2 separate regions of the Mus musculus genome follow, and region 1 is linked to region 2. Evidence: chromatin loops called from intact Hi-C (ENCODE). Cell type or tissue: left cerebral cortex. All regions are shown on one strand. Each heading gives the region's core, and the rest is flanking DNA. Links, peaks and the distances in the headings are about the cores only. Region 1 overlaps Rbfox3 (RNA binding protein, fox-1 homolog (C. elegans) 3). Region 2 overlaps Rbfox3 (RNA binding protein, fox-1 homolog (C. elegans) 3).

Region 1 (2,903 bases), core at 317-2,816, 110 kb after region 2:
CTTCAGAAAGGCAGCAGAAAACAAGATGTTTAGGCTGCCCTGAATGTTTCATGAACCTGTGAAAATGCTGGGCTGCTTCAGGAGAGAATAAGGGGAGGCAGGCAGCTAATCAAAAAGATGTTGATACAAATGGGAGGTGTCTGCGAAGCCGGGGCCCACGCAGGCAGGAAGGCCTGCTGCAGGCGAGGATGCGGGGAGAGGCGGGCTCCCCAGCAGAAACAGCTCCACGGAAGGGGGAAACTTTCTAGATGGTTTCTCCCCCTCACTTGTTCAAAAATAAAAAATTCCTCACCGCACGCACGTCAGCTGCGTGCCAGGCTCCATTTGTCTTTATAACAGAGTATCAGGCAGGAGTGAAGGAGATAAATAAACAGAGAGAGACAACCGACCGAACCTCACGAGCTCCGGACTGACTGGGGGGAGGTGAGCCTCGTGCCGCAGTCACTAAGAAATAACATTTCAATCTTGACCCATGGACAGATTCACCTCTCCTCACTGCCCCAGATGATCCCCGCCACCCCCCCCCCCTCGAATTGGCACTTCTGGATATGACAGATGTTCTAGTGGTCCAAGCCTTCCTGTTTAACCCCCACAGTCCATCCAGGTCCAAAAGATGTTCTGCACTGTGGGGGAGGGGTGGGCAAAACAACCAGACTCTTGCCCTGAGGAGCAGGGCCCCTCTAGCTTCTACACAGCAAGGGAGCAGGCAGGTACCAGGATGCCAGCTAGAAGGGCGCACAATGGAGACCAGACCCTGTTGAGCCAGCTCAGCTAAGACCAGGCACTACGAATTGCATCTTCTCTGCCAGCCTAGTCCATCTCCACACACCAAATAGCCCTTCCATCTCTCTTGCGTGGCTGCCACAAGACCACACACTGGGGAATGATGCCCAAGAGACCTCCTTACTGTAATTACCTCTGCTCTGGCCTGGACCTCCCTGACCCTGTTGGCATGGGGACTCCTCCTGTACCTTCCAAGCAGGATGAAGACTAATAAGCCCCGGATCTCAGTGTCCACAGGACACAAGACAGGCAGAGGTGGCAGAAGAGTGAAACGCTGCAGCTCGGCCCTAGCCCTGTCCTTGGTGCTGCCGCCCTCTGTGCGGCTGCGTGGCAGGTCAGCCTTTGCTCCTGACCAGCGTCTGTCTGGTCCCTGCTGAAGGGCAGTAAATTCACCCAGGCCTGCTGCGGCTCTGCCTGAGGTCGTGGAGCCTTTGCAGCGAAGGTGAAGGCACAGCATTGCTAGAGGCCCGATCTATAGGGACTTTCCTAGACTCTGGGCTCTTCCTATAGACCCAAGACTATCTGGTTGTTTGGGCCTCCGAGAAGGATGGTACAGAGTAATTGTCAGGGTTCTCTTTCATTAGTGAGAGTGGGAGGGCGGGCAGACAGTTGGAAACGTTGATCTATACCAGAAATCCTCAGGGCTTGGGGCAAACAGCCTGTATGACCTGGCCAACCCTCCCCTGGCACTCAGCTGCCTCCCTAGGAGCATCTAATGGGGTCTGATGCGCCCCGCTTCAGCTCTGCCTCACCTCCCTAGCCTCCTATGGGTTCCCCCATCTTCCCCTCTACAGCCCAGTGTTCCCAGAGCTCCAAGCCCAGCCGGGAAAGTAGGGGTTAAGCGCTGCTTCCCCGAGTGTGCAGTGCGCTTAGCTCCCACGCAGGGAGGCCTCTGGTCCCCGGGGAGGGCGGAGGCGGCAGCTCGATCCTCCCTCTGGGCCCAGGGGAGCTCCTCGCCCGCGGGGGACGAGGGGCTGGCTCTGAGAAGGCGCCCCCTGCCCCACATGCCCACCCTACAGCGGCCCTGACCACCTCGCCAGCGCCTCTCTTCCACCAGCAGGCGCCTTCTCTACAACTTTCTCCCTTCCCAGTAGTCGCTCACCTGGAGGGTCTGGTTTTAATTAGTGTAATATCCCCGTTACCAGCGCAGCCTGATTAAGACATCCGCCCTGATCCGCGATGCGCACTTAATGAGCTCAGTCTGCCATAATGTTTGTACTTTTTTTTTTCATTATTTTTTGCAGACCAGTAAAACCAAAGCTGATTTCTGCTGAAAGACCTCATTACCCGAGACCCTACTCCATTAGCCCCGTACCTGCTCTGGACCCTAGACTCCCCGATGCGCTCCCGAGGCGTCCCCAGCTTAGCCGGCGTTTGTGACAGAAAATTAACGACCCTGCGCGCACCAGAAGGCACTTCACCTCCAGCCGGAGGAGGAAGGGACTTGCCCAGAAGAAGAAAGGATCCCTCAGTCCCTGTCCATAGCTCCCACTGTGGGTGTCTCGCACATCGAGAGACTACTGGCGCCACCGGCGTCCTTTTTAAAAGTGACCATTAAATAATTAGAGTGCGTCTGAAAAGCAGAATCCAAAAGGGGGAGCGGGGATGTGGCTCGGCCATCCTGGACCCTCCTCACCTCGCAGCCCACACACACTAGCCGACGTCAGTGAGCTTCGTGAACAGCCAACCAACCCCCAATCTCATGCAAGACCCAAGATCCTGGGTCTGTTCCAGCTGTCTAATAGGGTCTCAATGCCCCCCCCCCGTGCTGGTCGCGTCTTGCTCCGGGTACAGACTGGGTGCGGGACCTGGGTGGCCAGGACACTGAAGGGCTGCATGCCAATGGATAGGGGCGAAGCTTCATCAGGGAGCTCCCAGAGGACCGCCGGCCTGAAGCCACCCCCTGACACCTTTCTCCTGAAGAAGACAGCCCCAGGAGAATCCCACCACCTCCCGGGGCCACAAGTCAGAAAGTTTGGGCTAGGGTTGTGCAGGCCACCTTAGCAAAGCTTTCCCAGCCGGGCTGTCCCAGCCCTGTAGCTGTGCCAAAGCGAGCAGTAACCTCCGATCCTTGCTCACGCCTCTGGGAAGACTCGGCCCCGAGCGCCCCCCAGCTCGCG
Region 2 (2,903 bases), core at 173-2,672:
AAGCTATCGCAGATGCAGAGTGCAATGGCTGGTTGGTGTCTGTGTAAGAGATAGGAGGGATCTGGGCCTGTCACCGCACGCCTGGAACAGTGGCTTCCGTAAGCTCGGACACGCAGAGGAGGTCTTGGCTACATAGCAACGACCTGTCTCAAAATCCACTGAGGAAAAGAAGGGAGAGGTGGTCTGGGGGTTAGGCACAGGCTATTGGGTTGTGTAAGGACAATGGAGACAGACTCAGGAAGGAGGCAGCTGCAAGCCAAGGAACACACGGCTGCAGTGGGTGGAAGGGCACCCTTCCTTTAAGCCTGCAGAAGCCATCCCACCATCCCTCACTCTGCTCTTCAGAACTGCAAGACAACAATGACAGGCCACTGTTTGCAGCCACCAGCATGGTGGGACTTCTGTGCCGGCCCTGGGGTGTAATCCACCTATCTGACACATACCCTGTCTCTCTGCTCTCTAGAAGGTAAGGCCACCAGCCCTCGGCTTCCAGACAGCACACAGTGGGCGATCTATAAATAGCTGTCAGCTGGAATATGATGCCATGGTGAAGCACAGAGGCTGCTGGGAGGAGACGAGGGAGGGCCGCTTCTGAGATGAAAAGCTCGTGTGGATACAGAGAGTGGGACAGGGAACCCAGGTGTCAGGAGTGGGGTCACCAGGGATATGCCAGCAGGGGTTCACCACTTGAACAGCATAGCCTTGCTTGGAGAAACCCTTGGGTGTCATAGCCTATGAGGTGGGCTGGGTACTGGCTTCTCCTACGTAGAACCTGTGGGTACATAGCTCAGTGTTCTGCAGTGCCTAACATAGCTCCCCACAACAATGGGGCATCAGAGCCCAGATGCAGACAGTGCCTTGGTGGAGAAGAAAGATAGCTGTAAGCAATGAACGCAAGTCGATGGTATAACAGGAAATCAGACCGTGCCTGTGCACATTTCTGTGTTCCCAAAGGCAAAGGCAAACCCAAGCCACTGGCTTCTGTATTGACAGCTCACAAAGGTTCCCTTTTACCTAGACATTGGGAAATCTGCTATCTGCTTCTTTGGGGACTGTGGGCCTATGTCCACCTCTAGGTAGAGAGGGAGCAGAGACAAGTCCTTCATATTGTGATGCCATAGGACCCCCCCCCCCCATGGTACCACTACCCCTCCAGCAGCAGCTGCTGCTCCTTGCAAATAACCCCTCCTTGCTGAACCCTGAGCTCCTGGCAGAGCCTCCAATAGGGAACTTGAGAGCAGCTTTGCTGGCCTTGGATCAGAAAACCCAGGTAGGAAGACATAAGCACCAAGTACTCCAGACACGGGGTCATGCCAGGAAACCTTCCCCCCTCCCACTAAGGGGCCCAGTCACATCCTCTCTCTAAGCCACTGTGTGTCTACCACAGCAGAGTAGACAAGCAGCCAGGAAGACACAGGGGGAAATGTGAGCAGTGGCCTGGAAGAGCATGTCATGGATGGTCTCCATCCCTCATTCCAGCACAGATGCGGGCTATGATGACGATGCCCTGATCCTCTGAGCCGGGAAGTTCGGCACTGTGGTGCATGCCTGAGATCTGAAGAGGCTGAGGACTGTGCCTCAAAAACAGCATCAACCAAGAACATAGCACAGGCACGCAAGTGCCCGGTAAGCCTGGGGTGGGGTGCTGTGCCTCAGCCTACAGAGGAAGGGTGTCCCTGATAGAAAGATGGGACATCTGTCCCCATGCCTGGAGGATGGGTGACAGGCTCCCCCGCAGACATCTGCCTGTGGAGGAAGGGGCTGCAGGCTGGTTGCTGCCTGCAGACAGTAACAGGGGTGCTGGCGGGGGAGGGGGGGAGTAACTCTTTTTATAGCAAGCAAACAAACAAACTGTTTTGTTCTAAGAAGCCAAAAAACCAAAAAAGAAAGAAAGAAAGGAAGAAAACACAGGAGGATCTGCTTGTGCTGGCTACGGGAAGGGTAATAAAAACTCTCCCAGAGGCATAGTGCCAGGCAACCAGGCTTTACCCATTACCCAAGACAGCTGGGAGCAAGGCTGGCCCTGCCCTCGGCCACCAGCCTGGCTGGGCACAGCGATGCCCTGTGCACAAATGATCCTTTTCTCTTTGCCGAAGCCTGGTGAAATCAGATGGCCACGGTCCTGGACCAAGAGCTGGAGGACCTGCCAGTGGGTGAGTAGAACCCAGGGCGTGTTCGTGGCTCCAGCTCTGAGACCATTCCCACCTGCCATTGGCTTGAGAAGTGGGGTAATCATGAATTCTGGCTTGCTGGGATTAGAAGTCAAGGATAAAAACCCTGGCTTGCTTCCCCACCCCACCTCACCCCCTATTTTTCCTCTCCACCTCCTCCAGTCCTTCTGGGGTCTCAGGCCCCTCGACCCTGGCTTCCTAGGCAGCCTCCCTTGCCCTGCATGGAGCTGGCACTTTGCATTCTGTTCAGCAATCCCTTTGTTCACGGCACACAGAAACCCAGCCTGCTAGTCAGAGCGGAGCTCCATCCCATAATAAACAGCATGAACTATTTATAACCCTGAAAACATCTTTATTATTATTTTTCTTCCCTCCAGAAACAATCTCACACAATCCTGTTAAGCACACACCACCAAGGAATGGCGGGCCTCGGGACGGGGCTGCTTCCCCCCGGCCCTGCCCAGCCGAGCAGATGGCGGCGTGGGCGGTAGGTACCAGCCTCCTGGCAATCCGAACATCTGTTCCCGTTAGAAAATGCTAATTGCCATCAATCAGGACAGCACCTACCCACATTTACATGCAAGCGCACATGCAAAAAAAAAAAATCTAAATTTCTCCCAGCGATGCACTGCTTGCATGTTAACTAGCCAGAGTAGCCTGAGGGCGGCTGGGCCAAAGGCTGCCACCATAGCCTGCCAGCCTTACAGGCCCTACCCAGACTCCAACCACGGT

The links. Hi-C counts contacts between places; a loop is a spot of excess contacts. Peaks named below come from ENCODE experiments on the same cell type or tissue, not always from the same donor. Only the 100,000 strongest peaks of a DNase experiment are listed, where the experiment ranks them.
Region 1: a loop joins it to region 2, with 7 times the contacts of the local background. A loop is called at or near these places in 5 of 42 quality-filtered maps.

What each region holds. Positions count from the first base shown.
Region 1 is chr11:118,905,676-118,908,578 of GRCm38, forward strand. All of the region lies in intron 1 of Rbfox3 (RNA binding protein, fox-1 homolog (C. elegans) 3), which reads right to left. Among named protein-coding and RNA genes, the nearest start is that of Rbfox3, 2.4 kb to the right of the region's middle. In left cerebral cortex, for the core only: a CTCF peak has its summit at 1,817; DNase peaks (open chromatin) are centred at 622, 809, 1,642 and 2,501; H3K4me3 peaks cover 2,500 bases; H3K27ac peaks cover 2,500 bases.
Region 2 is chr11:118,791,053-118,793,955 of GRCm38, forward strand. All of the region lies in intron 2 of Rbfox3 (RNA binding protein, fox-1 homolog (C. elegans) 3), which reads right to left. Gm11750 (a long non-coding RNA gene) reads left to right here. Exons shown (of 3, transcript XR_001780387.2): 1 at 1-1,626; 2 at 2,097-2,153; 3 at 2,549-2,652. Among named protein-coding and RNA genes, the nearest start is that of Gm11750, 7.1 kb to the left of the region's middle. In left cerebral cortex, for the core only: no CTCF peak of the experiment used is centred there; DNase peaks (open chromatin) are centred at 568, 1,684 and 2,003; H3K4me3 peaks cover 325 bases; H3K27ac peaks cover 2,500 bases.